3 separate regions of the Homo sapiens genome follow, and all the other regions are linked to region 1. The links are chromatin loops, found by intact Hi-C in ENCODE. Cell type or tissue: heart right ventricle. All regions are shown on one strand.

Evidence for each region. A loop is a pair of places that touch in the nucleus more often than their neighbours do. Peaks named below come from ENCODE experiments on the same cell type or tissue, not always from the same donor. Only the 100,000 strongest peaks of a DNase experiment are listed, where the experiment ranks them.
Region 2: it touches region 1 in a loop (7-fold over the local background); 56 of 110 quality-filtered maps call a loop at or near these places.
Region 3: it touches region 1 in a loop (2.3-fold over the local background); 8 of 110 quality-filtered maps call a loop at or near these places.

The regions. Positions count from the first base shown.
Region 1 is chr10:38,090,295-38,098,294 of GRCh38, reverse strand. It overlaps ZNF37A (zinc finger protein 37A), which reads right to left and starts at 3,958. Exons shown (of 8, transcript NM_001324250.3): 1 at 3,805-3,958; 2 at 3,071-3,364; 3 at 2,666-2,757; 4 at 2,491-2,551; 5 at 1,663-1,721. The coding sequence starts at 1,677. It also overlaps the pseudogene FXYD6P2. RefSeq lists an enhancer at 3,815-4,004. In heart right ventricle, no CTCF peak of the experiment used is centred here; DNase peaks (open chromatin) are centred at 2,902 and 4,014; H3K4me3 peaks cover 2,031 bases; H3K27ac peaks cover 2,046 bases.
Region 2 is chr10:38,007,287-38,015,286 of GRCh38, reverse strand. It overlaps ZNF33A (zinc finger protein 33A), which reads right to left and starts at 4,612. Exons shown (of 5, transcript NM_006954.2): 1 at 4,504-4,612; 2 at 2,937-2,989. The coding sequence starts at 2,945. RefSeq lists an enhancer at 3,910-4,089. In heart right ventricle, a CTCF peak has its summit at 4,367; DNase peaks (open chromatin) are centred at 4,246 and 4,656; H3K4me3 peaks cover 2,010 bases; H3K27ac peaks cover 2,861 bases.
Region 3 is chr10:38,029,898-38,037,897 of GRCh38, reverse strand. The region is part of intron 4 of ZNF33A (zinc finger protein 33A); the gene reads right to left. Among named protein-coding and RNA genes, the nearest start is that of ZNF33A, 23 kb to the right of the region's middle. In heart right ventricle, no CTCF peak of the experiment used is centred here; a DNase peak (open chromatin) is centred at 4,889; H3K27ac peaks cover 1,540 bases.

The DNA of each region.
Region 1 (8,000 bases):
CAAATATTTGTACATGAATGCTCATAGGAGCACTATTCACGATAGCGAAACACAGGATGACCCCCAATGTCCATCAACAGATGAATGGATAAACAAAAGTTGGTATATCCATATAATAGAATATTGTTCAGTCATAAAAAGGGACAAAGTACTGATATACAACTACAACATAAATGGGTCTTGAAAACATTATTCTAAGTGAGAGATCAGACACAAAAGGCTACAAATTGTATGATTCCATTTGTATGCCATATCTAAAACAGGCATATCTATAAAGACAGGAGATTATTGGTTGCTAGGGGCTGGAGCAGAGGGGAAAAAGGGAGCAACTGCTTATTAAGTTACAACACTGCTTATTAAGGGTACTATGTTTCCTTTTGGTGTGATGAAAATATTCCAGAAATAAATGGTGGTTATGGTGGTACAACATTGTGAACGTACTAAAGTCATTGAATTCTATACTTTAAAATGGCTTAATTGTGAATTTCATGTGATGTGTATTTTACCATAATTTTTTTTTTAGGTAGAATCTCTTGAAAGTTATTGCAAATATTCCAGTTCTGCCCAGTCTCTAGGGCTGTCACAAAGCCTGCCACATCCTAACAACCCATGATCACCCTAGCCTACCAGGACTGTTTCTTTAAACAACCATAAGTCCTAATGCTACACAATTCATGTGATTTTTTTTTTTTTTTTTTTTTTTTTTTTTTTGAGACAGAGTCTCACTCTGTCACCCAGGCTGGAGTGCAGTGGTGCAATCTCAATCTCGGCTCACTGCACCCTCCGCCTCCTGGGTTCAAGCGATTCTCCTGCCTCAGCCTCCTGACTAGCTGGGATTACAGGTGCACGCCAACATGCCAAGCTAATTTTTGTATTTTTAGTAGAGACGGGGTTTCACCATGTTGGTCAGGCTGGTCTCGGACTCCTGACCTCATGATCCACCCACCTCGCCCTCCCAAAGTGTTGGGATTATAGGCATGAGCCACCTAGCCCGGCCTATTTGAATTTTTTAATCACATACTTTCTCTTGATATCGCTTAAGTTTTCCCCTGGACTGCACATGAATTATTCACTTCGTTGTACTACTTTTTCATGTAACTGCAAGATTGTCATCAGAAGTTTCACAGTGTCACCTAATAAAGCCCATTGACAAACTGTTTTATGTTCCAGTTTCACAACTCTGTGAGATCACAAGATCTGCATTCACTTACATGACATTTTTGTTTTACTCTTCATCAACTCTTTATCAGAAATCAGCAAACATTTTCTGTAAAGGGTCTCACAGTAAATATTTTAGGCTTGTGGGCCATTACAGTCTCTGCTGCAACCAGTCAACTCTGCCCTCATAGTATGAAAGTACCAACAGACAACACATAAATACATGAGTATAGCTGAGTCCCAATAAAACTTTATATATAATGAAATCTGAATTTCATATAATTCTTGTTTTTTTTCCCTCAGCCACCTAAAAATATAAAAACCATCCTTCGTTTGTGGACCATAAAAAAACATGCGGCAGGCTGCATTTGACCCATGAAATGTAATGTGACCTCTCCTCTATATTTTCCCTGATGTTATTTCTACTTTCATATGAATGTATAGACATTTTTTAAACCTCAATAATTACTTTTAAGCAAAACGGTGAAAAAATAAACAACTTACCTGGGATGTGATCATCTTCCACTGGTGTTGGAAGAGCAGAGCAAACTGTGAGGGTGTAGCTGAGAAATAAGAAAAGATCATGAGTGATGTCACTTGCCTTAAAAGGTCCACTTCGCAGCCGGCAAAACATCTCTGAAAGGGAGATACTCACACGCCCATGCATGACTCTGGCATGATTATGTACTGCTTGGACTCATTAGTTTTCAAATGTAAAAACGTTTGTTTTCTACTGACTTAAAAACAATTTATGCTGTACTCTAACAGAGTATGCAAACCGATATATTAAACTAATTAAGCAAGTTAGGAAAAGCCAAAGAGTGGAACATAATACTTTCATTAAAACTGATGCTAAACAAAAATACTCAGGTTTTAATCTTTATTACAAACCAGAGAATCCCAACAAGGTTTTGAAAAAAGCGATGTGGTATTTTTCAGCCCAGTTTTTTTTGTTTGTTTGTTTGCTTTTTTGAGACAGAGTCCTGCCCTGTTTGTTGCCCAGGCTGGAGTGCGATGGCATGATCTCGACTCACCGCAACCTCCTGCCTCAGCCTCCCAAGTCGCTGGGACTACAGGTGCGCACCACCACACCCGGCTAATTTTTTGCATTTTTAGTAGAGACGGGGTTTCACCATGTTGGCCAGGCTGGTCTCGAACTCCTGACCTCTTGATCCACCCCCCTCAGCCTCCCAAAGTGCTGGGATTACTGGCGTGAACCACCGTGCCCAGCCCAGCCCAGTTTTTTTGGAAGGAAAACGAACTTGCTCTAACTTGATTTGAGGTTCTCAAAACAATCTTTGGATTTAAAAAAGCAAACTGATTTTTACTTACTCTGTTGTCAACGCAGCAAACACCCTCCTGAGTCCTCAAGCGACTCTGTCTGTTCTTGACTCTGCCACAACAAAATGTGTCAATGTCATCAGTAACTTAACACGTTAAGCTCGTTTCCTGTCCACCCCACCCCATCCCATCTTTTAAATAAAGCGTAAATAGATAACTTACAGACCTTTCTCGCGGCTGTACCTCTGATTCTGTAAGATCAAGATGGGGGCATCCGTACATCTCTAGTTGTGCTGCAGTGCGCCAGCAGCTCAGCATCTAGAACGAGCGAGTAACGAATCCAGGCATGGAGGGTGCTGTCCTCCACTTGGCTGCTAAGCTCTTCCCTCCGCATGATGCCTTCACAACTCCCCAAGAAGCGGTGCTGTCTGCTCCTTCGGCCTTGCCCTCTTCTGCCCCCACATCTGAATGGGCACAAAGCTCCCAGCCTGTGGGGGTCTGGAAAGGACACAAATCGAGCCTCTGCTCCTCCCACCCGTGCTCTAGATCTCTAGTGAGGTGTCAGCCCAACGGGTTGGGTGTCCTCCTAGGAGGGCCCCTGGGCCCTCGCCCCCCACCCTTCCCTTCTTACCCCACAACAGCTGCTTTGCTCCAAGACAGCTGGGCCTAAGCCCTTTGGTTCGAATCCTCATTCAAGACAGAAAGCTCCTACATCTTCCTGTCACTTGAGCCATGAGCTGGACCCTCTGAAAATGCCCACTGGTGCTAATGGGGACACAGGCGAGGCTGGACAGTGCCGGAGGGCCTGGGGTGCCTCCCTCCGCGTGCGCGGCCTCACAGGTCAGTGGAAACAAGAAATTCCCCAATCCACAGCCACGATGACTTCAAAATACTTCCCGAAGACATCAGGCAATGAAGCTGCGACCTGCGAGGACACAGCAAGCCGAGTGACGCTGGCCAGAGGCTGGGTGTGGAGTCCGCGCCTGCAGGGTCCCTCCCCGCCCCGCGGGCGCTTCCCCCCACCCCATTCGCCTCGGCATCGCAGTGACACCGCGGCGACGCCGACCACAGGTGGTTGTGAGGACAGCGAGATTCTGAGGGGAAAGAATGAGAGAAGCGCGCATCTATTGGGCAGAAGGCCCGTTTCTGCGCCGTCCTGCGGAGGCCTCCGGGCATCCTTCACCTCAGGGAAGAGAAAATCCAACCTCACTTGTCACAGGCGCGGGACTTGCGCATTCCCTTTGGGAGCACAAGAACCGAGGCAGGATTCGGACCCAGGCCAGGCGGCAAAGGCGTTCCCTCTCTCCCACCCCCAGGCCGCGCGGAACCCCCAGTCCACCCTCGCCCCTGCCCTCCCTTACTCACCCTCCGCGTCCTCTACCCGGACGCCAGGAGATGCCGGGAGCCCTCCCCGTCAGAGTGCCGGGGAGAAAAACAAACCTGGAGCCATATGGCAGACATGCCCAGAAGGCCCGAAGCGGCTCCCGCGACGGGGGCCGAAAAGTGCACACTACATCTCCCACAAGTCCTCGCGCCGCTCCCTTAGAAAGTGCACGCTTCATTTCCCACAAGCCCTCGCGCCGCTCCCTTAGAAAGTGCAGACTACATTTCCCACAAGCCCTCGCGCCACTCCTTTTGAAAGGGCATGAGGTTTCAGCCGCATTGGGCAGTTAGTTCCCAGATGCGGCAAGTGCAGTACTGCAGTTTTATTCGTTAGCTGAAATAAATTATGAGTATTTAAATTACACAGCTTTCTCATGAATTACATCCCCCTGATGATTTGGCCGTCCTCAACACTTCCTCATTTGGCAGAATTCACGAGTGGAATTTCTCCAGACGAGGTCGGTTCCTGTGGCCCCGCGACGCTGCCGCAGCACCACCTACACTTGCGCCAGTGTGGAGAGCTTCACTTGCTCCTTTCTGGTCCATTGGACGCTAACCGTGAGAAAACACGCTGGACATGAGCATTACCAGCCTGTAAGCTGTCGTAAAGATAACTCGGAATTGCTCTTCAAATTTTATTTGTTAAACCACGTAATACCATCTTGCATGGCAAACATGCATTTTCCATTCTTCAGGAGTATGCAGGATCTCTTGATCACGATAACTTTTTAAAGTTCACAGGCAGAGGTAATACAGGAGTGGAAAACCAAAAACCGTAGGTTCTCACTTATAAGTGGGAGCTAAGCTATGAGTACGCAGAGGCATACAGAGTGATATAATGGACTTTAGAGACTCAGAAGGGGCTGGTAGGAAGGAGGCCGGAGGTTAAAAAAACTACACATGGCCAGGCGCGGTGGCTCACGCCTGTAGTCTCAGCACTTTGGGAGGCGGAGGCGGGTGGATCACGAAGTCAGGAGTTCAAGACCAGCCTAGGTAACACGGTGAAACCCCGTCTCCACTAAAACTACAAAATTAGCTGGGCGTGGTGGCACACACCTGCAGTCCCAGCTATTTGGGAGGCTGAGGCAGGGGAATCCCTTGAACTCGAGAGGTGGAGGTTGTAGTGAGCTGAAATCGCGCCATTGCACTTCAGCTTGGGCAACAAGAGCAAAACTCCATCTCAAAAATGAAAAAAAAAAAACTATACATTAGGTACAGTGTACACTACTCAGGTGACAGGTGCACTAAAATCTCAGAATCCACCACTTTATAATTCATCCATAACCAAAAACCACTTGTACTCCAAAAGCTATTGAAGTTTAAGTTAAAATAAAAATAAAAAATAAATGTCCACTGACCAAAAAAGAAGCATTTTTCTCCATTTCTATTCCCTTCTTTACCACCACTGATGATAATCCCACTTGTTCCCATGCTGGAAAAGCATTTAGTACCATCCATGTAAAAGAATCAAATTATTCAAGGGTTGAGATGCATTTCAGAAGACAGTCATGGTAAGTACAACAATGATTATCACTTCGAGACACAATTTATTTTCCTGCTCATAATGTTTTTTTTTTTTTTTTTTTTTTTTGAGATGGAGTCTGGCTCTGTAACCCAGGCTGGAGTGCAGTGACATGATCTCGGCTCACCGCAACCTCCGCCTCCTGGGTTCAAGCGACTCTCCTGCCTCAGCGTCCCAAGTAGCTGGGACTACAGGCTTGTGCCACCACACCCGGCTAATTTTTGTAATTTTAGTAGAGATCGGGTTTCACTGTGTTGGCCAGGCTGGTCTCGAACTCCTGACCTCGTGATCCGCCCGCTTCGGCCTCCCAAAGTGCTGGGATTACAGGCATGAGCCACTGCACCCAGCCTAATGCTTTTGCATTTTAAGAAACAGTCTTGACACTTGTGAATATTCCATTATTTCTTTTTTTTTTTTTTTTTAGACTGGATCTCATTCTGTCACCTGGGCTGCAGTGCAGTGCCAAGACCTCGGGTCACTGCAACCTCCGCCTCCCAGATTCAAGTGATTCTCCTGCCTCAGCCTCCCCAGTAGCTGGGATTACAGGCACATGCCACCACGCCCAGCTAATTTTTCCTGTTTTTAGTAGAGACTAGGTTTCACCATATTGACCAGGCTGGTCTCAAACTCCTGACCTCAATTGATCCATCCGCCTCAGCCTGCCAAAGTGCTGAGATTACAGATGTGAGCCACCTCTCCTGCCCTCCATTATTTCTTTAATGCATTCAGGTTCCATTATGCCATGGATTATTTCAGTAACATTGTTTGCTCTTCTTTCAATTTGCATAATCCTATCCCTAAAGAGATTGAAAACTAGGGACATGCCACTCTTAGGCTCCTTGGGACTCGACACATCCTCCTGGGATCATCTCAGGAAGGGGACTGGCTGTGCAGGCACCATGGAGGTGGTGCTGATATTCCTATGCAGCCTGTTGGCCCTCATTGTCATGGCCAGTGCAGCTGAGTAGGAGAAGGAAATTGACCATTTTCATTATGACTAACAGACCCTGAGGATTCAGGGGTTGGTATGTGCTGTGGTCCTCTTCTCCGTTGGGATCTTCCTTATCCTAGGTTGCAGATGCAAGTGGAGTTTCAATCAGAAGCCCGGGACCCCAGGGGAGGAGGAAGCCCAGGTGGAGAACCTCATCACTGCAAATGCAGCAAAACTCCAGAAAGCAGAGAGCTGAATGAAGTGCAGCCCTCCAGTGGGAAGCCTCCGGAACCTGAAGGCAGCTGCTTGAACTTTTAGATGCAAATATTGATGCTTAAGAAAACAGCCACTTCAGCAACAAATCTTTCCAGAAGAGAAGCCAAGAACTTTTTTGTCCTGCCATGCCCTTCCCTGTCCCCTCTAACACCATTCCTCCACCTGATGATCCAACTAATCTCTTGCCTCACCACTGCAGCCTGCAGGCTCCTCCAACTCGTGTTATGTGTCTGTGTGTGTGTTTGCTGACTATAGTGTTCATGGCTACTTGTTCATGGTGATTATAGTTAGTGAACTGTGGACTCACTTTCCTGGGCAGGGGCTGAGCCATGTGGCCGTCTGCTCCTCTCTGCCCCCCATCACCTCTCACTCCTGGGAGTCTGCTTTTTTCCCTGGAGAGTCTAGCTCCTTCCCTTTAGAGCATGGGCAGGAGTCTCCAGCTGTCTTGGGACCTGGGAAGGTTTGCACCACTTTCCTCATCTTTCTTCATGGAGTCTCTTCACTTCTTTTACAAGAACCTCACTTCCTTATCCCACTCCAACCCGTCTGTTCTGAAGATCAGCAATTGGAGATACAAAGCAAAGCAAGGAGTTTGTGAGCCCGGCATTACCTTCAGGAGGCTACTATACCCTTCCATGGTTATTTTTCTCCCTGGGGAAGCCCCAGGGAGCCCCATCTGCCCTGCCTTTCACATAGCACCCAGGGATTCCAGGCCCAGGGCTGCTGCTTTTTTTCTTTTTCTTTATTCAGACAGAGTCCCACTGTGTCACCCAAGCCGGAATGCAGTGGCACGATCTCAGCTCATGGCAACATGGGTTCAAGGGATTCTCATGCCTGGGCCTCCCGAGTAGCTGGGACTATAGGCACGCACCACCATGCCCAGCTAATTTTTGTATTTTTAGTAGAGATGGGGTTTTCCCTGGCCTCAAGCAATCCACCTGCCTAGGCCTCCCAAAATTCTGGGATTACAGGTGTCAGCCACCGTGCCCAGCCTGGGCCCAGGACTAATAATCTACACTTGGGGAATGTAGCCCCTGCATATCTTATCAGCAATAACCACAGGGGCTCTGGTGCCCCACCCATCTCCAACCTTCCTGCTTCTGAGACTTCAATCTATAGCCCAGTTTTTCTGGACACAGGCTCCCATCCCTGAAGCTGAGTCTCCAGCAGGTGATGACTGAAGGATTCCCATTCTGTTGCGGCCAGCACACTGGAATGGACAGAGGGAGAGTAAGGGGCCTTTGCTTCTCTGCCCATGTCCCCTTGGTCAGCAGAGACAACTCCCGCATCCTCAGTGGTCACAGAGGTGAGTTAAGTAGGTTAGAGACCCAGTAGGCTCCATGCTGCACTGCTGCAGAGGGTACAGGAAGAGGTCAAAAGTCATAATGAGACTGGGAGCTCAAACCGGATCCCACCATTCCTGTCCTCCATGTGCCTGTGGAAATCAAC
Region 2 (8,000 bases), 83 kb after region 1:
GAAACAAGGACTACAAAGACATTTATAATATAGTGGTGTTCAAAGCCATCAAGAGAAAATCAGAAGGTTGTCAGAAAACTGGGGAAAGAAAATAATCAAGAATGGAATTGGAGGCCAGGCACAGTGGCTCACATCTATAATCCTAGTACTTTGGGAGGTCAAGGCAGGTGGCTCACTTGAGGTCAGGAGTTCAAGACCAGCCTGGCCAACATGGCAAAACCGTGTCTCTACTAAAAATACAAAAACATTAGCCAGGTGTGGTGGCAGGTGCCTGTAATTCCAATTCCTCGGGAGGCTGAGGCAGGAGAATCACTTGAACCCGGGAGGTGGAGGTTGCATAAGCTGAGATCGTACCACTGCACTCCAGCCTGGGCGACTCTGTCTCAAAAAAAAAGGTAAGTAATTCTTCCCAAATTTATATATAGGTTCAATTCAACCCCAAAGAAAGTCTCAGCAAGTTATTTTATTAATACTAACAATATTTGTATGGAAATGCAAGGAACTAGGAAGAGCCAGGATCTTGCTGAAGAAAAAATGTGTTAAACCAGCTACTAGACGCTAAGATGTTTCACCAAGTGTGGTACTGGCACAACCAACCAACAGAACATAGCCCAAAAAACACACAGACATATATGTACACATAATTGATGACAAATATCACAATGTAAAACAGTGGGGAAAGGATGGTGTTTTCAAAAATAATTCTACATTAACCACATGAAAAAAGGAATCTGACATCTACCTCATACAGAAGTAGACACTCATTCCAATGAAAGAGATGTAAATGTGAATGCCAAAACAAGAAATATTTTAAAAGGTAACAAGAGTATCTTCATAACCTTGAAGTAGGAAAAGTCATCTAGACTAGTACACACCAGCAACAAATAAACGTAATAAACTAATCTAGGGATTGGTAAACTTCTTCTGTAAAAAATCAGACATTAAATATTTGGCCAGGCACGGTGGCTCACACCTGTAATCCCAGTGCTTTGGGAGGCCAAGGCAGGCGGATCACTTGAGGCCAGGAGTTTGAGACCAGCCTGGCCAAGTAAAACCCTGTCTCTACTAAAATACAAAATTAGCCAGGTGTGATGGCGCGTGCCTGTAATTTCAGCTACTTGGGAGACTTAGCCAGGAGAATCCCTTGGGCCCTGAAGGCAGAGGCTGCAGTGAGCCAAGATCGCACACTGCACCCTAGCCTGGGTGACAGTGAGACTCTCTCCAAAAAAAAAAAAAAAAAAAAAAAAAAAATCAGACATCATTAAATTTGGGGCTTTGCAGGCCAAAATGTTCCTGTCACAACTATTCAACTCTGCCACTGAAGCCAGATACTGTGGCTTATATGTAAATGAATGAATGAGCAGGGAGGTGTCAGGATTGTGAGGGGGACAAGACGGCAGCTTCAGGAGTGCTGGCAATGTTTGTTTTGACCTGTGTATTCATTATTTGTGCCACGGATTTGTAATAATTCATTAAGTTCTATATTTAAAATTTAGGGGGTTGTGTATCTATCTGCTACACATGTAGAAATAAGATTCATTAAAAATTAAAATACACAATCCTAGCACTTTGGGAGGCCAAGGTGGGGGATCACGAGGTCAGGAGACTGAGACCAGCCTGGCCAACATGGTGAAACCCCGTCTCTACTAAAAATACAAAAATTAGCTGGGTATGGTGGTGCGTGCCTATAATCCCAGCTACTCGGGAGGTTGAGGCAGGAGAATCACTTTAACCAAGGAGTCGAGGCAGGAGAATCACTTGAACCAGGGAGTCGGAGGTTGCAGTGAGCCAAGATCACACCACTGTGCTACAGCCTGGTGACAGAGCAAGACTCTGTATCAAAAAAAATAATAATAATAAAATACATTTTAATTTACCGGCTGGGTGCAGTGGCTCACGCCTGTAATCCCAGCACTTTGGGAGGCTGAGGAGAGCAGATCACGAGGTCAAGATATCAAGACCATCCTGGCCAACACGGTAAAACCCCGTCTCTACTAAAAATACAAAAATTAGCCAGGTGTGGTGGCGCATGCCTGTAGTCCCAGCTACTCGGGAGGCTGAGGCAAGAGAATCGCTTGAACCCGGGAGGCAGAAGTTTCAGTGAGCCAAGATCGCGCCACTGTACTCCAGAATGGCAAGAGAGCAAGATTCCGTCTCAAAAAAATAAAAAAATTAAAATTAAAATACATTTTAATTTACTGATCAAACACTACATCCAAAAGAAAACTGGAACCTGTGTGAAATAAAAATTAAAAAAGCAGTTTGACTCAATAGGCTGCACTCATTTCAGGGTTATCACTGGAAGCTTATTCACTATGGGTCCCTATGTTATGACCAAAAAAGGTATCTGCCAGGAAGTCTTTGTGCCTTCAGAGGAGTCAGTCTGTCTGTATCCAGTGTCTTCCTTTCTGCCATGGTTGTTGGAAACGTAAGAAACATACGAAGCTCAACTTATTGACTCTAACTTGGCCCTGCTATTGATCTGTTACTTTATATTTTCTGGGAAGTTCAATTTTTATCTATTACTAACTTCTCATCTTAACATATTGACTCTTGGCCAGACACGGTGCCTCACGCTTGTAATCCCAGCACTTTGGGAGACCAAGGCGGGCGGATTGACTGAGCTCAGGAGTTTGCGACCAGCCTAGGCAACACGGTGAAACCCTGTCTCTATTAAAACGCAAAAAATTAGCCAGGCGTGGCAGCATGCGCCTGCAGTCCCAGCTACTCGGGGGGCTGAGGCAGGAGAATTGCTTGAACCCGGGAGGCAGAGGTTGCAGTGAACCGAGATGGGGACATTGTACTCCAGCCTGGGTGACAGAGTGAGACTCCGTCTCACAAAAAAAAAAAAAAAAAAAAAACAAACACCATATCGACTCTTACAAATCTCACAAAGTCCACTGCAAAATAAAGTAGGGAATTAATAAACAACTTACCTTGTTCATTTTGTTCTGTTCTTGGAAAGACGGAGACAACTCTGAAGATACAGCTGAGTTAGAAAAAGAGGAATGGGGTCATGAAAGATTTGGCCTGCCTGGCAACTCCTGGATTCTTCCGCCCTAAGAAGCCATACACACCCACTAGGTAAAATGCTTCCTCTGGGAGAGTATCAATGTCCTCTGACACTTTGGAATAGGGGGTAGAAATGGTGGAAGAACACTTCGGAATAGGCGGTAGAAATGGTGAAAGAATAACTCCAACATAATTATGTAGCTCTTGGGCACAAGATTTTTTACCGGGTGAAAGTAAATATTTGCTTCCTAAGGATTTCAATCTCCCTCGGTGTTCACAAAAAAAAGTATAATGACAATATTGGCCAAACAAGTTAACAATATATTTAATGAAGGAACATTAACACTAAAACCATTGTAAAAAATAGGACTAAGCTATCTATTTTCCCAGTAATGTTACTTAACCTCTGGTGAGTGACTCCACAGAAAGCCATAAGCGGCAGTGCTTCAAAGAAAAAATCAGTTTTAATTTCTTCATCTAACTTTGTTGCTATTTCTCAAAGGGATATTTTAAACTTGCTTTGATGTGTGTGGAAAAGTAGACAGTACTGGCTTAGGGGTCAGGAGATGTGACTTAGTCTTCCCTACTAACTGTGATCCTGAACAAGTCAGTGACCTTAACAAACAAAAAAACAAAAAAAATCTTTTTCTTCTAACAAATGAGGCAAAATTAGGTAATTCTTTGTTTTTGTTTTTTTTTGAGACGGAGTTTCGCTCTTGTTGCCCAGTCTGGAGTGCAATAGTGCGATCTTGGCTACCTGTAACCTCCGCCTCCCGGGTTCAAGCAATTTTCCGCCTCAGTAGCTGGGATTACAGGCATGCGCCACCACGCCCGGCTACTTTTCGTATTTTTAGTAGAGACGGGGTTTCACCATGTTGGTCAGGCTGGTCTCGAATTTCTGACCTCAGGTGATCCACCCGCCTCGGCCTCCCAAAGTGCTGGGATTACAGGCGAGAGCCACCGCGCCAGGCCAAAATTAGGTAATTCTTGAAGATCTTTCCTGAGTGCAAGATCAAGTCAGGACAGAGGAACAGCAAATACCAAGATGCAGTGATGGACCTGACTGGAGGTCAGTTCGGAACCTAAAGAGGATGAATGCAATACGTGCAACCGAGTCTGCCGGTCTGGCGGGCGACTGCACCCGCCTTTCCCCGCCCACGTACCGCGGCGCCCTAGCACACGCGCACAGGCTAGACAAGAGAACTGCCCCTCCCGCAAGGCTCAGCGCGCGGACTGCGCAAGCGCACATGCCCTCCTCCGCGGCCCCCACAAATGGGGCGACACACGCTGCGTACCCTGCTCCGTACAGAGGCCGCGCCTTTGAGGAACCGGCCTAGCGTCGTGGCCCACACGCTGCAGCCCCGCCGTCCCCGCCTTCCCCTATGAGGTCCCCGGGCCTCCTCCCCACCACTTGGTACCGGCCCCCTGCCGCCCGCCCCAGGAGTCGCGCGGGGCTCCCTCTCTCTCCCTGCCCAACCCACTGGGGCTTACCCCACTCCCTCGTCGGGTTGCATTCGCCATAGAAAAGCGCGTAGACCCTTGAAATCCCGGGACCGCCTCCCACGCAAAACCTGAGAAAAACAAAAGGAAAGGCGGAAACGCAGACGTAGCCGGCGGACGAGGCATGCGCAGAGCCCACGCGCACAGCTTGATGCTGTTGGCGCCCTACCTGGAAACTACCTTTCCCGTGAGGCCGGGCGAGCAGCCCTTCGGATTGGTAGAGAAGTGCCCCGCTAGGCAGTGGGCAGATGCGGTCTGAGTTGGTGCTGGAACTGCCTGCAGCCCTGGCTTTCCCCGGGGCACTCCAAAGGGATATACTGCGGGGGAGGTCTGTGGGCAGTTTAGACGCAGACGCTCAAGGAAAGGACCGCTGCGTGTCATTTTCCGTTTAAATGTTAGGAAATAGATCTCGTCCATACAGTTTAAAAGACTTTCATGCTATCAGCGGTTCTTTGGGAGCGGGGGAAAAAAGGGGAAGGTGCGGCCGGAAAGCTACTTCATCAAAATGGTTAAAGCAATAAACGGAAATTGTAGCTCAGTAAGGAACTAGACATAATCTGAAAGAAGAAAATAAATGTCACGTATGATTTCCTCTGTGACATTAAAATTGCTTGACTAAATGGAAATACTTTTAGTCTATCTGTACCTTTCTTAGGAAGACAAAATTCCTAAAAGAATATCAACAAATTTTTGTTATGTATTTTTTCTCTTTGATCTTTAGTGTATTCTGTACTTCACAAAAGCATTCTCAACTTTATCTAGAATAAGTAAAAACCCAAATGAACAGCCAGTATACATTTTAAAAAGCAGGAAAAAAATGCCTAAGGAATATCTGTATCTATCTACATCTATCTATATAATATTGCTCTATTCAAAGTAGTTTGGCACCTGCTCCATGGAAATAAGACAGCTTAAGAGTATTCTTTAATGTGTAGTAGATACAGCATTTCAAAACAGTGAGGGAAAGAATGGAGTATTCCAAAGAGCATGTCATTCCGAGCAATTTGGAATGTAGAGATATACATAGATCACACATGATAAAATCTCACATGTATACAATACTTAAACATTTAAACCACTAAAAGAGTAAAAATTTTTGAAAATTGACAAGTGGACCAGGCACAGTGGCCCACACCTGTAACCCCAGCACTTTGGGAGGCGGAGGCAGGAGGACCACTTGATCCTTGGAGTTCAAGACCAGCCTGGGCACTATAGTGGGACCCCCATCTCTACAAAAAACTAAAAATAACAATTAGCCTGGCATGTAGGCAGGCACCTGTGATCCCAGCTACTCAGGAGGCTGAGGTTGGAGGATCACTTGAGCCCCGGGCTGCAGTAAGCCATCATGGCACCACTGCACTCCAGCATGGGTGACAAAGTGAGACCTTGTCTCAAAAAAAACAACAAGGGATGTGATGCCAAAGACAGAAACTATAAATTTAATATCAGTCACATTTTATAATAGAGAAAAATAAGCAACTCCATTCCAGCAAAACTTTTTAAGTCCATTATGAGAATTGAAAGTAATGCAAATATGGCCAGGCGTGGTGGCTCACGCCTGTAATCCCAGCATTTTGGGAGGCTGAGGCGGGTAGATCATGAGGTCAAGAGATCGAGACTATCCTGCCCAACATGGTGAAACCCCTTCTGTACTAAAAATACAAAAATTAGGTGGGGCGTTGTGGTGCACACCTGTAGTCTCAGCTACTCAGGAGGCTGAGGCAGGAGAATCGTTTGAACCCAGGATGGGGAGGTTGCAGTGAGCCAAGATTGCGCTACTGCACTCCAACCTGGTGACAGAGCGACACTGCGTCTCAAAAAAAAAAAAAAAGAAAGAAATGCAAATATTTGAGTAAAAATACGTGAAACATTTATTGAAATTTACATTTTTTAATTTATGCTTTATATACTGAAAAGTTCTTTATTTGATGCATAATTTTATGAGTTTTGACAATGCATAGATTTGTGTAACCACCACTACAAGCAAGACACAAAATTGTTTCATCTCTGTCAATAAAATTCCTCCATGCTACCTTTTTAAAGTCAGATTCTCTCACCACTCTTAGCCTCTTGCAACCGCTATCTATTCTTTGGGCCTATATGTTTGCCTTTTTTAGGATATTATATAAATGGAATCACACAGTATGTAGTTGTTGAATCTGGTATCTCTTAACACAATGCAATTGAGATCCTTCTGTGTTGTTTTGTGTACCAATACCTCTGTTTGCTTTTCCTGCTGTTAGAAACAAGTGCCCGGTGCCACAGAGAAAACCAGCGCGTAGGCAGAAAATTCCTCAGCAAGGCAAATTTACTTCTGCAGAAGGGTGCAGCTTGTGCCAGTCACGATCACAAGAGTACACTGAGAGGGGTAGGGCAGGGGATTTTATCCCTGATACAGTTCCTAGCACTTCTGTGTCCCTTCCCCATTGGCTGGGGTTGGACCTCACAGTCTAAGCTAACTCTATTGGCTAAGGTTTAAAATTGAATAGGGTCTATTAGGCGGGAAGGAAGGAGGACTGTCCATTACTAGGTGGGAAGGCATATCTGGACTTGTCTGGGCACGGCAAAGGTGGGAAGTCATATCTGGACTTGTCTGTGCACAGCAAAGGCAGGAAGGTTGTTTACAGAACAGGTAGCTAGGAGACAAGGAAGTACAAGGAAGTTGGTCTTAAGCAACAAAGAACAGGGAACTTAAGCTTTTTGAAGAAGAATTTATCATCTCTGACATTGCTGACTCCTATTTCTTGGTACGGATTTACCAGTTTCCTTATCCATTCCCCAGTCCAGGGATATGCTAGTTGTTTCCAACTGGGGGAAATTATAAATAAATAAAATATTTTTAAATTTAAGATTTGAAAAGATTGAAAAAAACACTAATATACACCTATGGTATGGGCTTGGGGAAATGTTTATTCCCAGTGTATTAGTCATGATTCTCAAGAGAAACAGAACCAATAGGAGGGAGTAAGGCAGAAAGAGACATTGGTGGTGAGAAATTGGTTCACATGATTATGGAGGCTAAGAAGTCCCACAGTCTGTCATTTGCAAGCTAGAGATCCAGGAATGCTGGTGGTGTAATTCTGGTATGAGTCCAGAGGCCTGAGAACCAGGGAAGCCAATGGTGTAAATCCCAGTCTAAGGACAGGAGAGGATGAGATGAAATGTCCCAACTCAACAATGAGGCAGAAAATATGGGTGAATTCCTCCTTCCTCTGCCTTGTGTTCTATCCAGACCCTCAGTGGATTGAATCATGTCCATACACATAAGGAGGGCAATCTGCTTTACTGAGTCCACTGATTCAAATGCTAATCTAATCTGTAAACACCCTCACAGATGCACCCATAAGTAATGTTTAATCTGGACACCCTGTGACCAAGTCAAGTTTACCATCACAGCTATTCTTTTTTTTTTTTTTTTTTTTTTTGAGACAGAGTTTCACTCTTGTTGCCCAGGCTGGAGTGCAATGGCATGATCTTGGCTCACTGCA
Region 3 (8,000 bases), 60 kb after region 1:
AACTAACAAGCTGGTCTAAAATTTCATGTGGAAATTTAGGGAACTGAATATAATCAAAACAATCTTAAAAAAGAAGTAGAAAGTTAGAAGACATACACTTCTCAATTTGAAAATTTGCTACAAAATTACAATAATCAAGATGGTATGATACTGGCATAGAGGAAAACATATGAAATAAAATTGAGAGTTCACAAATAAACACTACTATATATTATGTTCAGTTAATTTTCAACAATGATGCCAACACAATTTAATGTTGAAAAATCACCTTTTCGGCTGGGCACAGTAGTTCACACCTGTAATCCTAGCACTTTGGGAGGCTGAGGCAGGCAGATCACAAGGTCAGGAGTTCAAGACCAGCCTGGCCAATATGACGAAACTCCATCTCTACTAAAAATACAAAGACATTAGCCAAGCATGGTGGCGCATGCCTGTAATCCCAGCTACTCAGGAGGCTGAGGCAGGAGACTTGCGTGAACCCAGGGGGCAGAGGTTGCAGTGAGCCAAGATCGTGCCACTGCCCACCAGGCTGGGCGTCAGAGACTTCCTCTCAAAAAAAAAAAGAAAAAAGAAAAATTACCTTTTCAAGAAATGATGCTGAGACAACTGAATATTTGTATGCAAAACAATCAAAATTATTCCTTTCCTCACACCATATACAAAAACTAATTGAAAATGGATCACAGGTCTACATTTAAAAGCCATTACTTAAAGAAAATACAGGAGTGGATCTTCATGCCCTGGGGATAGATAAAGCCCTCTTAGATAAAGTACCAAAAATACAAGCAACAAAAGAAAAAACAAATTAGACTTCATGGAATGAAAAACTCTTTTGCTACCAAGAACAAAGACAATAAAATGACAACCCACAAATGGGAGAAAAATATTGGCTAATAATGTATGTAATTAGGGACTGCTAAACAGAATATGGAAAAAACTCTTACATCTCAACAATAAAAGGACAAATAACACAACTACATAATGAAAAAAGGAACTGATTTTTCTATATTAAGCTTCTATCCTCCAACTTTGCTACAAAGACTTAATAGTTTTGGGAGTTCTCTAGAATTTTCTCCTTAGGCAATCATGCCTGTACGAAGAAAGTTTTATTTCTTCCTTTCCCATCTGTATGCCTCTTATTTTGTTGTCTTATGGCATTACCTACCATTTCCAATGAGATGTTGAGTAAGAGTGAAGAGACAGGACATCTTGTTTCCTTATCTTAGGGAGAAAGTATCCAGTGTTTCACCACTAAGTATGCTCTTAGCAGTAGGTTTCTTGTAGATTTTTTTTTTACCAAGTTGAGGAAGTTCCTCTCTATTCCTAGTTTGCTCGGTTTTATCATGAATGGGTGTTGGATTTTATCAAATGCTTCTTGTCCATCAATTGACATGATATGGTTTTCTTCTGCAGGCTGTTGATGTGGCGGGTTACAGATTTTTTATTTTTATTTTTTTTTTGAGACAGAATCTTGCTCTATCACCCAGGCTGAAGTGCAATGGTGCAATCTCAGCTCACTGCAACCTCTGCGTTCCAGGTTCTAAGCGATTCTCCTGCCTCAGCCTTCAGAGGAGCTGGGATTACAGGCGCATTCCACCACGCCCAGCTTATTTAGTATTTTTAGTAGACAGGGTTTTACCACGTTGGCCAGGCTGGTCTCAAACTCCTGACATCAGGTAATCCATCTGCGTCAGCATCCCAAAGTGCTAGGATTACAAGCATAAGCCAACGTACCCGGCCACATTAATTGATTTCCAAACTCTGACCAGCCTTGAGTGGTCACAGCATCCAATTATTTTCATACAATGTTGCATTCTATTTGGATTTTTGCATCTATATTTATGAGGGATATTAGTGTGTGGTTTTTCTTCTTTGCAAGGTCTTCATATGCTTTTAAGATTAGAGAAAAAACAGCCTTTTACAAAAGTGTTAAGAAGGTTCCCTTTGCATCTCTTTTCTGAAAGACACTGTAGAGAACTTATATATTTCTTCCTTAAATGTTGCACAGAAATCACCAATGAAACCAAAAAAGTCTGATAATTTATTTTCTTTCTTTCTTCTTTTCTTTTCTTTTATGAAAGCTTTATGGATTCAATTTCTTTAACTGATATTGGTCCATTTGAATGGTTTATTTCTTCTGTGTAACTCTTGGTAGTTTGTGTATTTCAAGGAATTACCCATTGCACCGAAGTCATGAGTTCAGGAGGAGCCAGGAATAAAGGCATCCTGCACCAAAACATCTAATTGCATTACAAATGTAAAAAATAGTATCAATGAAGGACCCCTTTCAATACAGGAGGAAGTCCTGACCTTAATTACTTTGGAAAGAGAAGTCTGTGAGACTAAAGGAAAATCTGCACGTAAGTACTGTATTTTAGTTGATAAAATTATAAAATTATTTTCCACATAGGCATAATTAACAATTCTGACAGTGCCATACATGTATGTATACAGGGAAAGAATAATGAAAGTAAATGGAAAGCCAGGCACAGTGGCTCACAACTTTAATCCCAGCACTTTGGGAGGCCGGGGCAGGTGGATCACCTAAGATCAGGAGTTCGAGACCAGCCTGTCCAACATGGCAAAACCCCATCTCTTCTAAAAACACAAAAATTGGCTGGGCATTGTGGTATGCACCTGTAGTCCCGGCTACTTGAGAAGCTGAAGCAGGAGAAATACTTGAACCCAGGAGGCGGAGGTTGCCGTGAGCTGAGATCACACCACTGCCCTCCAACCTGGGTGACAGAGGGAGACTCCATCTCAAAAAAAAAAAAAAAAAAAAAAAAGAAAGTAAATGGATGATGGATGGTTAGAGCCAGATTTCTTACTGTTGGGTATGGTAATTTGCAGGGAAGCAAGGGAAGAAAGCTAGAATGATCCATGTGGTAGTGAAGAGTTGAAGAATATAAGTATAAACACATGTTTAGCTTAAGAGAGATACAGATGGTTACATGTAGAACTATTTATAAGTATATTACATGGTTTATACACGTGTATTTCCCTGTTCTGTCAGCTGAGATGGCCACGCCCTACTGCTGCAAGCACACCATTAGCCCCTATCTTGGTTTCTAATACCATTTTCAAATAAAAGGAACCAGGATTACCTGAAGAAATGATGGCTGATTTTAGAAAGAAAATATACAAGATGAGCCTGGACCATCTTGTAGTGACAGAAAGAAAGTGCTCTAAAAAACAACAGCAACAAAATTCATATATCTCCACTTCTTATGTGTGAGTTGTGCAGAGTAACATTGTTCCAATGTGTACAATATGGAAAATAGGAAAAAGATGTAACTTTATAGTGGACAAACTCTGTTTGCCAAGACATTTCAGGCCAACATCAAAAGTCATAAAACATGGTGACAGTATGCATGCTTGATATAATGTGACAAAAAAGGTACTTTACCACTGTGGGCTTTTTCCCCCAAAACCTATAATCCCAGTCTTATCTTGAGAAAAACATCAGACACATCCCAATAAATGGAATTTATATATACCTCACCAGGACTCCTCAACTGTCAAGGTCATCCAAAACAAGGAAAGTCTGGGAAACCACCATAGCCAAGAGGAGCCTAAAGAGACATGACAACTAAATGTAATATGGTGCCCTGGAAGGGATCCTGGAACAAAGAAGGACATTAGGTAAAAATCAGCAGGTGCTAAATAAAAATATGGACTTTAGTCAATAATCATGTACCAATGTTGGTTCAACAGCTGTTGCAAACATACCATCTTAATATGTTAACGACAGCAGAAACTGGGTAAATGGCAATTCTCTCTACTATCTCCCCAATTTTTCTATAAGTCATGAAATAAAGTGAATGTTTTAAATTGACAAAGGAGATACATAAATAGCCAACAAGTGCATAAAAAGATGTTCAACATCAGGCCGGGAGCAGCAGCTCACGCCTGTAATCCCAGCACTTTGGGAGGCCGAGGTGGGTGGATCATGAGATCAGGAGTTCAAGTCCAGCCTGGCCAAGATGATGAAACCCCGTCTCTACCAAAAATACAAAAATTAGCCTGGCATGGTGGTGGGCACCTGTAATCCCAGCTACTCGGGAGGCTGAGGCACAGAACTGCTTGAACCCAGGAGACAGAGGTTGCAGTGAGCCAAGATCCCACCACCGCACTCCAGCCTGGGCAAACAGAGCGAGACTCCATCTCAAAAAGAAAAAAAAAAAAAGATGTTCAACATCACTAGCCATTGGGAAATGCAAAAAACCACAATGAGATACCTCTTTACAACTACTGGATTGGTATAATACATATTAATATTAATAAAAAATGTTGCAAACTAGAGAAACTGGAAAATTCATGCATTGCTGGCAGGATTGTAAAGTATTGTGGCTGCTATGAGCAACAATCAGGCAGTTCCCAAGAAAGTTAAACACAGAGTCACCATATAACCAGCATTCTACTTCTAGGTATATATCTGAAATGACTGAAAATACATGTCCATGTGAAAACTTATACGTGAACAATTACAGCAGAATTATTCATAATAGTCAAGAAGTAGAACTAAAACCAAACGTCCATCCACTGACAAATGGATACATAAAATGTAGTATATCTATACACCATGTTATATGGCCATAAAAAACAAGTGAAATATTGATACATGCTACAACATGGATGAACCTTGAATATGTTATGCTAAGAAAAAGAAGCCAGGCAGAAAAGGTCACACACAGTTCCATTTTTATGAAACATCCAGATTAGGCAACTCCACACAGCAGAAAATTCAATTTTGGTTGCCAAGGGCTACAGGAAATGGGAAAGAGAAAGTAACTGCTAACGGATATTTGCTTTGTTTCAGGGATGATGACAACGTTCTAAGAAACACTGTCAGCCGGACGCAGTGCCTCACGCCTATAATCCCAGCACTTTGGGAGGCCTATGCAGGCACATCACTTGAGGTCAGGAGCTTCAGACCAGCCTGGCCAACATGGTGAAACCCCATCTCTACTAAAAATACAAAAAATTAGCTGGGCATAGTGGTACACACCTGCAATCCCAGCTACTCGGGAGGCTGAGGCAGGAGAATCGCTTGAACCTGGGAGGTGAAGTTGCAGTGAGCCAAGATCGCGCCACTGTACTCCAGCCTGAGCGACAGAGTAAGATTCTGTCTCAAAAAAACAACTGTCGGCAAGGTGCGGTGGTTCACACCTGTAATCTCAGCACTTTGGGAGGCTGAGGTGCCAGATAACCTGAGGTCAGGAGTTTGAGACCAGCCTGGCCAACATGGTGAAAATGTAAAAACAGCTGGGTGTGGTGGCATGCACCTGTAATCCCAACTATTCAGGAGGCTGTGTAATCCCAGCTACTCAGGAGGCTGAGGCAGGAGAACTGGCTTGAACCCGGGAGGCAGAGGTTGCAGTGAGCCAAGACCTTGCCACTGCACTCCAGCGTGGGCAACAGAGCAAGACTCCATCTCAAAAAAAGTAAAAAAAATTGTCAGGAATGTTGCACAATCCTGCAAATACACTAACAATGATTGATTTATACACGTAAAATTGGTGAAGAGTACAGTATGTGAATTATATCTCATATAATTCTCAAGAAAATTGTTTCTTATATACCTGTTTCGTGGTGTATAAATAACACACAACTGATATTATGTATTGTTCTTACAGCCAACCACCTCACTAAACTAACTTTTTTTAGTAATTTGAATCACTTCTGTGTAACATTTACTTTTGCTTGTACAGATAATCAAATTGTCTGCACACAAAATGACAATTTGACTTCCCAACCCTTGTTTTATTTTTTTTTATTGTCTGTGTAATGGACAGTAGATCCTCTATGAGATTCAGTAAAACTGGCGATACAAGAGATCCAGCATCTCTCATATAGAAAGTGTGCTGTGATTTTTCAACAAATAGTATACAATATGTTTTTGTCCATTACCTTTATTTTATTTTATTTTATTTTGTAAGATGGAATCTTGCTGTGTTGCCAGGCTGGAGTGCAGTGGCGCCATCTCAGCTCAGTGCAACCTCCGCCTCCCGGGTTCAAGCAATTCTCCTGCCTCAGCCTCCCGAGTAGCTGGGACTACAGGAGTGCACCATCACGCCTGGCTAATTTTTTGTATTTTAGTAGAGATGGGGTTTCACCATGTTGGCCCGGATGGTCTCCATCTCCTGACCTCATGATCTGCCCGCCTCAGCCTCCCAAAGTGCTGGGGTTATAGGCGTGAGCTACCGCACCCGGCCTATTACCTTTATTAAAGATTAAGAAGCTGAATTATTTATAGTTGGCAGGTAATTTACAAAACTTTTTATTTGGAGACAATTCTTTTTTTTTTTTTCTTTTCTTTTTTTTTTTTGAGGCAAGGTCTCACTCTGTCACCCAGGCTGGAGTCGAATGGTGCCATCACAGCTTACTGCAGCCTTGACCTCCTGGGCTCAAGCGATCCTCCTACCTCAGCCTCCCAAGTAGCTGGGACTGCAGGCACGCACCACCACACCTGGCTAATGTCTTTACTTTTTGTAGAGATGGGTTTTCACCATGTTGCCCAGGTTGGTCTCAAACTCCTGAGCTCAAGTGATCCACCCACCTTGGCCTCCCAAAATGCTGAGATTACAGGCATATGCCACCACACCCAGCCTGGAGACAATTCTTAAACTGACATGCAGCTGGAAGAAATAATGAGAAGATTCTATGTACCCCTCACCCAGTTTTCTCCATGGTAACAATTTGCAGAACTATAGTTCAATATCAGCCAAGAACTGACATTGATTTATTCAATCAACCTTATTCAGATTTCACAAGTTTCACATGCATTAGTTGTGTATATTTAGTTCTATAAATTTTGCCACAGGTATAGATTTTTGTGAAAATCACAACATTGGTGATACAGAACAGTCCCATCACAAGGATGCCACACATGGTAACTACAGCCATCTCCCACCCTCTCTGCCTTCCTAACACTGGCAACCACGAATCAGTTCTCCATCTCTATGTTGTCATTTCAAAAGTGTTATCCAAATAAAATCATGAGGTATTATGATAAACAGCCTAACTGCATTTGTGGTAATTGGCTGCTAATAGATTTCAAATCCCACCCATCTCCCCTCTTACCCTACATTTGGGCAAGCCAATAATAAAGCCTAGGTGGTCACTCCCTCAATGCCAGTAGGAAACTCAAACCACACAAACTCCATCCCTTTTGTGTGCGCTTACCCCACCCCAAATTCCTACTGACAAGCAGCCATTCTTCTCCCTTCTTTCTCAACCCACATTTAGATCTCCTTAGGAGCCTTCTCTAGTCTCCCTAGAAACCTGTCTCTATAACTAATAAACTCCTTTTTACACTCTTAATATCATTACCAGTTTTGATATCCAAACCAAACATTGGGGGTAGGAGGGTTCACCCCAACACTATGGGGTGGACCAGAACAAATATGTAAATTTTTGAGATTGGGTTTTTTAAAACTCAGCTTAATCTCTTGAGATTCATCCATAATGTTACATGTATTGGCCATTCATTCCATTTTAATGCTGGGTAACACTTCATGGTATGGACACACCACACATTATCCATTCAAGAACATCTGGATTATTCAGGTTTGGGCTATTACCCATAAAACTGCTATGAAATTTTTTTGATGGAACATAAGTTTTTATTTCTCAAGGATAAATGTCTAACAGTGCAACTAGTGATTGACATGCTAAGTTTGTTTTTAGTTTTAAATGGAACTGACAAACTATTTTCTAGAATGACTGTAGCATTTTACATGCCATCAAAAACATATGAACATTTCAGTTCCTGTAAGTCCTCACCAGCACTTGTATTATCACTTTTATAAGGCAGGTCAAATAAGAGCATGATAAAAACATCTTTCAGTATAACGTGTCTGGGTATAAGTCTCTTTGCATTTATCCTCATATGAGTTTGTTGAGCTTCTTGGATGAATATATTAGTGTTCTTCAACAAATTGTGGGTGTTTCTGTAATTCTTCAAAAAATTTTTCTTTCCCTTTCTGTTCTCTCACATT